2 separate regions of the Homo sapiens genome follow, and region 2 is linked to region 1. A link is an interaction called in ENCODE POLR2A ChIA-PET data of the cell type or tissue named here. Cell type or tissue: Panc1. All regions are shown on one strand. Each heading gives the region's core, and the rest is flanking DNA. Links, peaks and the distances in the headings are about the cores only. Region 1 has its middle 120 kb from the start of MIR2113. Region 2 has its middle 190 kb from the start of MIR2113.

Region 1 (4,415 bases), core at 322-4,321:
CTCATCAAATGCCAATCAAATGTGCCAGCACTATTTATGAATTACTCCTTTTCCCTAAGTTTGAAGTAATAATTAATTTAATACATCTTTGTTAGGTACTTGTTATGCTCAAAGTATTGTTCAAGTATATTAGTGAACAAAGACCAAAAACCCTATTTTGTAGATCTTTACGTGGTAATGGATGGAAACAGACCATAAACAAGGAACTTAAATAATTTATTAAATGATGAAAAAGAAGACATAGATGAGTCCCAACATTAAATAGCATCGTTAGAATAACACTCATCGGAAGATGACTTTTAGGTTCATGTCTGAATTTACTCTTCCAGGAATCATCTATTCACATAACTGATCCCTTTTTAAAATTATTATAGGTATGCATTTTATATTTGATATCTAGTCACACAAATCCCCCTTTATAATTGTGTCATATTTTGAACATTTTGGATATAACCGTTCTTTTTCTCTTCTATTCAATTTTTAGAATCAAATAAAGTTCTGAAAATCTCTTTGGATAATAATTGGATTTGCATTATGCATAAGCTAATTTGAGAAAAATTTACATCTTTATTCAGTTTTCCACTATGAGAATATAGAAAGTATATCCATTTTTGTAAGTATTTATATATTTATTGGTAAGACTTTTTTTGCTTTCCTCTTCGACACACATTTCCACTTAAGTTTATTTACAGGTATAGTTTTGGCTGCTGTTTAAAATGTGATCCTTTAATTTTCAGTTTGGATACAGAAATGTATTAGGTGACCATTTCAATTTATCTTTTCTAATACATTTATTAGTTAATGTTTTTGGCTTTGCAAAATCATAGAAATAGAGACAACACTTTATTTTCCTTTCTTTTCATTCTCTCTTTTTCTGTTTTATGAGCTAGTTGTTGTTCATCTATTTTCTTATTTTATTATATAAACTAACTTGGAGCACAATGTCAAAGAAATAGTGTTGACTTTTGGAATCCCTATCTTTTCTTAATTGAGAGGACTTTTTAAAATTTTTGCAATCTATCTATATGACAAAGGGCTAATATCCAGAATCTACAAAGAACTTAAACAAATTTACAAGAAAAAAACAACCCCATCAAAAAGTGGGTGAAGGATATGAACAGACGCTTCTCAAGAGAAGACATTTATGCAGCCAGCAAACATATGAAAAAATGCTCATCAGCACTGGTCATTAGAGAAATGCAAATCAAAACCACAATGAGATACTATCTCTCACCAGTTAGAATGGCAATCATTAAAAAGTCAGGAAACAACAGATGCTGGAGAGGATGTGGAGAAATAGGAACACTTTTACACTGTTGGTGGAAGTGTAAATTAGTTCAACCATTGTGGAAGACAGTGTGGCAATTCCTCAAGCATCTAGAACTAGAAATACCATTTAACTCAGCAATCCCATTACTGGGATATACCCAAAAGAATATAAACCATTCTACTATAAAGACACATGCACATGTATGTTTATTGCAGCACTGTTCACAATAGCAAAGACTTGGAACCAACCCAAATGCCCATCAATGATAGACTGGATAAAGAAAACGTGGCACATAAACACCACGGAATACTATGCAGCCATAAGAAAGGATGAGTTCATGTCCTTCGCAGGGACATGGATGAAGCTGGAAACCGTCATTCTCAGCAAACTAACATAGGAACAGAAAACCAAACACCTCATGTTCTCATTCATAAGTAGGAGTTGAACAATGAGAACACATGGACATTGGGAGGGGAACATCACACACTGGGGCCTGTCAGGGGGTGGGGTGCAGTGGGAGGGATAGCATTGGGAGAAACACCTAATGTAGATCATGAGTTGATGGGTGCAGCAAAGCAACATGGCACATGCATACATACCTATGTAACAAACCTGCACATTCTGCACATGTACCCCCGAAGTTAAAGTATAGTAATAAAAAAAAAAGTACATGATGTTATGGGATACATACAGATAATGAAATGGTTACTATAGTGAAGCAAGTTAATACATATGTCTCTTTTTTTTAAGAGCAGCTAAAATCTACTCATTTAGCAGGAATCCCAAATACAGTAGAATTGTATGACCTGTAGTTCTCATATTGTATAATAGATCTCTAGATTTCTTCATCCTACATATCTGCTACTCTACTTTGTATCCTCTGACCCACATCTCCCCATTTCCTCCTCTCTCCCCCCACGCCTGGTAACCACTATTTTATTGTCTATCTCTGTATATCTAACTTTTTTAATACACTCCACATATAAGTGAGATTATGCATTTTTTTCTATGTCTGGCTTATTTTACCTAGTTTAATGTCCTCCAGCTTCATCTGTGTTATGGCAAAATGGCACAATTTCTTTCATTTTAAAGGCTAAATATTATTCCACTATGATATTATTTCACATCATACTTTCTTTGTCCATTCATCTGTCAATAGACACTTAGTTTGTTTTGATATCTTGGCTATTGTAAATAAAGTCTAAATGAACATGGGAGTGCATATATCTTTATGAGACGGTGATTTCATTTCCTTGGGTATGTGCCCAGCAGCAGGATTGCTAAGTCATTTGATAGTTCTATTTGTAATTTCTTTGGAAACCTGTATGTTCTTCTTAATGTCTGCACCAATCTACAATCCTAACAACAGTGTAGAAGGGTCCTCTTCTCTCTGAAATAATTTTAATAATTCTTTATTAATAATAATATAGGCATGTAGCTTAAAGTAGATATAAAGATATAATAAAATGTATATCCTTATTTTCCCTTATTATGTATATGTGTGTATCCTTTTATTTCTTATTTACTATAATTTTTTGTTATTTTAGTCAGAAATTAATTTTAAATGGATATTAAATTATGTCAAAAAGCTTTCAACATAAACCAAGATTATCACATTTTATTAATTTGAAAAATACATTTTGGAAAGGAACCTAATTGGAAGTGATGCATTATGTTTTAATATATGGGTTTGTGGTTATTGGCTCATATTTGATTTATGATTAATTATTTCCTTAAAATATACAGACCTATTTTCATGTAACTTTCATAAATTTTTCTTGTCAGTATGACAACTTCCTTCCATGCTTTACTACACTATTAACAATAAAATACGGTGATTCATGTATTTCAAAAATTGAAGCTGGGCATAATGTTGTGTCCCTGTAGACCTAGCTACTTGGGAGGCTGGAGTGGGAGGATTGCTTGAGCCCAGGGGTTCAAGTTTAGCATGGACAACATAGCAAGAATCTACTTCTAATAAAAACATTAAAAGAGCTTTGTATATTGTTTTAGAGGTAATTATTTGAAAACTTTTCAGTTCTCTTCAGGGATTTTTGTATTTTTTAAAACCCAAATATGATCATTAACATTTTAAAAAAATTAATCTATTATAACAAGTTTTAAATTGATTTAAAAATAATTTTTAATCTCATATTTTTAATTTTACTTTCTTAGAGCAAATTTTGAATTTGGTCCTTCTAAAAGCTTTCTGATTCTATACCACTACAAGAAAAGAAGTTTTTTAATTTCCCCACTTTACATTTTTGGAATTTTCTAACTTTTGGTATCTTTTAATCTGTTGCATTTTAAATTTATGTTTATTTTTCACTTGCTTTCTAGTGCTCAAGGTTTAAATTTCTTTCCATATTTTATTTGCTAAAATATTCAGTTATGAATTTGCTTTTGAGAAAACTTTGGCAATATTTTATATGTTTTGATGAATAGTATTTCTATTTCTGTTCCTTTTGAAAAACTCAAATTCCATTATTTTCTTCTTTCAGAATTTTACAATGAGTACTTTAAAATATATATAAGTGGTTTAATTAATTTTTATATATGTGCTTTCAGTCAGAGAATGTGAACTGTATTCTACTTTGCAGAATTTGAGGTCCTATGTATGGCTCAAATCAGTTTTGTTAGAATTTCATCGTGTGAGATATATATTATATTTTGTGGATTAAAATCACCTTGTATTACATTAGTATCAACCTTTATATCATTAAAATCTTTTAAAATCTTTCCTTTTCTTTTACTTGATCTCTGAAGTACATACAGCTTTACAGTTTTAATATAATATGTAATACAAGATAATTTTAATCTGAAGAGACTTAATATATATTCTTAAACAAGAAGTGGAAAATTAACAACTCTGTTTACACTATAAATAAAATCTCAAATTCTACAAAGCAGAACACGTATAATTAAACTTTTAAAAATATTTTTATTTATTGCATTTTTATTCCTAATTTACCTTGTCTGATATTAATATTGTGATTTCTGCTTTTCTTTTTGCATTTGTGCAACATTTTAAATTCTTTTATTTCAACCTAGATACTTTTTATTGTTTTAAATGATTCCTTCATTGCCTCATGAAAATAGATTTTTTTTCTTTTTTGACTCAGTTTAAAAATCTTCCTGTAACAAT
Region 2 (4,415 bases), core at 153-4,152, 70 kb before region 1:
AACAAAACAACAACAACAAGAAACCTGGAAATAGCCATTTTCCATGGAGCCATGGTTCCTTTCTCATGGTAAATATAATTTGGAAACCTTAACCTCGTCACTAAAAAGAATAGCACTATAGGTGCTTTATCCTTGTTCCTATACCTTTTTTCAGGCTGAACCACAAATATACATATTTTTAAAAACATGGAAACAAACCAGGAGACTGTACTGATATTTGGATTTAAGTTAGAGATCACAGTTTTTTGGCCAACTTCTTTGATTTTAAAAATTTACGTCTTTTCTATTACTCAAAAATCTTGATTCCTAATATTAATGTAATTGTTCATTTGCTCTATATTTTAATAGTGCCAAAATAACAAAGCCATTATTATAATTAACAATAATCAAAGAAATGTAGTTTAACATATCTTTGCTCTTCCTTTCTGAGCTTCCTATTAGATTAGGTTTTACAAGGGATGTGCAAACAAAATACTATTTTAAAGTCAGTTTCAGTAATCCCCTTCTTTGTGTAGTTAAAATAGCAACCTTATATATAGTTGGATTCATTTGTTTTAGTTTGTTTTCAGTTCTTAGGAATTCCTTTTACTTTGCTATTTTAAAAGTATACTATACATTTATACAATTTCAAACTCAAAACTATGTAACAAGGTGCATTGATAGATGTCTTGCTTCTATCTTCATCCCTCTTATCCTCTTCCTTACCTTCTTTTATAGGTAATTATCTTGATTAGTTTGTGGTTTATCCATCTCTTGCTTATTCTTGAGAATATAAGCAAATATTTATATATATATTCATATGTCTTCTACTTTCTTACACAAAATGAGGCATACATTTTCTCTTAACAATTTATCCTGTAGATCATTCCATACTATATATATATATAAATATGTACATATATATGCATAGTGCTTACATATACATACATACATATGCATATATGCACATATATATATGCAATTGCCAAATTTCCCATAGGTGTTATACTATTTAATCTCCCGCCAACAATGTGTGAGTGCTTACTTCTCCATGGCCTCCCCAAGAGAGTACATTGTACAATTTTTATTTTTGTCTATCTGATAAGTGAGAAATGATAGCTCAGTGTAACTTTAATTTGCATTTCTCTTATTATACTGAGGATGAGCATCTTTTCATATGTTAAAGGACCATTTTTCTGTCAATGATCAATTCATATCTTTTGTCCATTTTCTATTGAGCTTTTATACTTTTTCCTCCTTTTTTATAGAAAGTGCTACAATTTTCAATTCTGGCTTAGACCCAAAGTGGCTCTGGGCAAGTTACCCTTTCGTTTTCCAGTAAAAATGATGCTGGTCATTGGGAATATACAAACTGCTTACCAAGTTGAGAGATTGATTCACAATAAAATAAATGATTTCATTTTTGTAATTACTTGTTTGTAGTTGCACTGGTGTTATGTAATCCTCAAACCATTTTATCTAGTTTAGTAGTGAATGAAATTTGCAAGTGGAAATCTAGGTGAATAATCAATCAGAAAAAAACTGATAATATAACAGCATATCATGTTTTAACCTTTTAATAACCTCCCCATGAAAGTAAGGGAAGACCATCACTACCCTCATTTCACATCAAACTCTCACATGCAGAAGCTAATTTATAAATGTAAATCACTTGGGAAATACAATGCAATAGTAATGTAAAATAAGAATGCATATTTTGATTATTTGATATAGGAAACACAGATGTAGGAACCTAAATTGAATAATTCTATAATCATAATTACAACTTCCCAAGCATAATGCTGCTTATTAGATAACTTTGGCTTTTTGTTATAATAAAGCAGACTTTCTCCTTTGCCCTTAGGAGGACACAAATTACAAGACCCCTGACTTTCAACCAGTTGGATCCATTAGCATAGCTGTGGCCAAGAGCATACCAAAAAGATGGAAAGTGAAACAAAATTGACTGTAGCTGAGAAAAATGTCAGCTAAAAGAAGGGATCTGTGGAGTTATTCTAAATCTAAATCTAAATCATAGTTCTAGAATAGACTCATTTCACCCAAAAAATAAGTGGAAAAGATGAAGATTTAACAAACTGCTTATCCTAAATACAATGAATTCTAGATTATTTTGAATTTTATTTTTCCACTTTGACTCTTATTATGAACTGACCTAAGATAATTTGGTTATACAAACTTATTAGGTTCTTTTTAATATATGTTGAAATCCACAGGAAATTTAAGATAGGTAGAGGTTAACTGTTCCCCACAACTTGCTACTAGAATATTCATTAATAAGAATTCATAAAATAGTTCCACAAGTTTGATGTTCTGTTCTCTCTGAAACTCTGAAAAACCCTTGCAGAAAAAATTTACCTAAGGCAAATGCAATACTATTGTAGTAGCCAAATTTAGCTAACTCTCTGAGTCACATGACCAAATATCATCTGGAAAACTTGAGAAGTCCACAATTCTATTCCCAAGGACAAAGGCCAGGATCCATGGACTTTTTTATTTCACGATGTGAGGATAGAGAATTGTCTACAATACTCCAGCAAATGCATCTATATTGAATATACTGATTTCGGCAATGCCATTTAGGATATCCTTTATTCTAATTAACAAGTCACCAATATTAGCGGTTAAAGCCTATTTCTACCTTAGGCACTACAAAAATGAGCAAAGCATCTGGTTTTGATGAAAGATAAAGATAACTAAAGAACTTTTAATAGCTACCTTTGGATAGTGCTTTTTTGTATTGAATGCTAAGTGGCCACCCTTGGTGGGAGATTTCCTGATCAGACAACTACTTGCCCCTATAGTATGGCTTAAACATTATTTTAGACTCTTTATGTTTTACTATTTGGAAGTGTATTACAAATGTTATAACTATTTTATGAGGAAGATAAGGTAATGCTTTTCTTCTTTTTCTTTCTTTCTTTTCTTTTTTTTTTTTTGACAGAGTTTTTGTTCTTGTTGCCGAGGCTAGAGTGCAATGGTGCGATCTGGGCTCACTGCAACCTCTTCCTCCTAGGTTCAAGCAATTCTCTTGCCTCAGTCTCCCGAGTAGCTGGTATTACAGGCGCCCACCACTATGGTCAGCTAAGTTTTCTGTATTTTTAGTAGAGATGGGGTTTCACCATTTTGGCCAGGCTGGTCTCGAACTCATGACCTCAGGTGATCCGCCAGGCTCGGTCTCCCAAAGTGCTGGGATTACAGGCGTGAGCCACCATGCCTGACCTCATTGTTCTTTTATCCTAACTTTTAGGAAAGTTTAAAAATCATTAAATTCAATAGTAATATTTTTATCTTGAGAATAAATCATTAACTTGTATAGTAATATTTTTATCTTGAGAAAAAAATATGCAAAGTACTTCAAAGTTTACTTACACGGGACTCTACTACAGTTTCTTACCCACTGCAATTTCCTCTCATGATAAGTTTCTGATTACCAACAGATATAAAAAAGGCAAGAAGTCACCAACTACTTAAAAGAAGTAGTTTTCTAAGCATATAAACACAAATTCAACCTGCCTTGTGTCAGTATCAGACCAGCACCTTATTTCTTTAACTCCAGGCACCAGAGCATGACAGGTGTAACAGCTCCAAGCAAGTGTGTTTCTATGTGCTGAGGTCAAGAGGGGATGGAGGCATGAAGAGAGTGTGAGAGGCCTTTGGAAATCCTGCTCTAGGATTGGCCTGAGAATATTTCAGCACTTCTATTAATGTTTCTGCTCAACTGCCCTTCAAGTTGTGCCTGAGGATTTTTAAAGTGCAGGGTAGTTGTTAAAGGACAAAGACTAAAGTGTTTTGTGGGAATAACCAGTTGAAGTTGACCAAGATTATAAAGTAATTTGCAAAGCTATTTGCTTCTACACACAGCTTTTAAGTGTTAGAATATCATGCCACTACAAAAGTATTATCTAAAATGAGGTAATATGCTGTATTGCATTGTACAGGCTATAAGCAATTATGGAGGGATATACTTTCTTCACTTGTATTAATAAAGCTGAAGAAAATATAAAGAAATAAAAGCCTGGAGTATATAACAACTCCTGAGGCAAATTGAAAGAAATTATGAAAGAATTCATTGTATTACTGAAACAAAGCAAAATGAAATGCATTGTGACAACATGATATAAATCACAAGATAATATCACATCTTAATAACCAATGCTGAACAGAAGAGAGACTTCTGTGTTGATTTACTGTGTAGAAAATATGACCTGAAAGAAGCCCCTTCACCAGCCAAATCTTTACATACTAGTACTGTCAGCTGTGCTCTCCCTTCAAGTATAGGACTGAGACATCATCCTGAGCAGACAGACATGGGCTGAAAAAAGTTTGGCCAACAATTTTTCTGACCTGGCCCTATTCCGCTGAGTTACTGCTCTGAACCTCTACTACCCTGAAATAAAATCCCAATGTCAGTTTTT

The links. ChIA-PET counts read pairs that join two places held together with the same protein. Peaks named below come from ENCODE experiments on the same cell type or tissue, not always from the same donor. Only the 100,000 strongest peaks of a DNase experiment are listed, where the experiment ranks them.
Region 2: POLR2A ChIA-PET joins it to region 1 with 6 read pairs; 2 of 35 experiments call an interaction of 5 or more read pairs at or near these places.

The regions. Positions count from the first base shown.
Region 1 is chr6:98,144,958-98,149,372 of GRCh38, reverse strand. No RefSeq gene overlaps it. Among named protein-coding and RNA genes, the nearest start is that of MIR2113, 120 kb to the right of the region's middle. In Panc1, for the core only: no CTCF peak of the experiment used is centred there; a DNase peak (open chromatin) is centred at 2,517.
Region 2 is chr6:98,214,948-98,219,362 of GRCh38, reverse strand. No RefSeq gene overlaps it. Among named protein-coding and RNA genes, the nearest start is that of MIR2113, 190 kb to the right of the region's middle. In Panc1, for the core only: no CTCF peak of the experiment used is centred there; no DNase peak of the experiment used is centred there.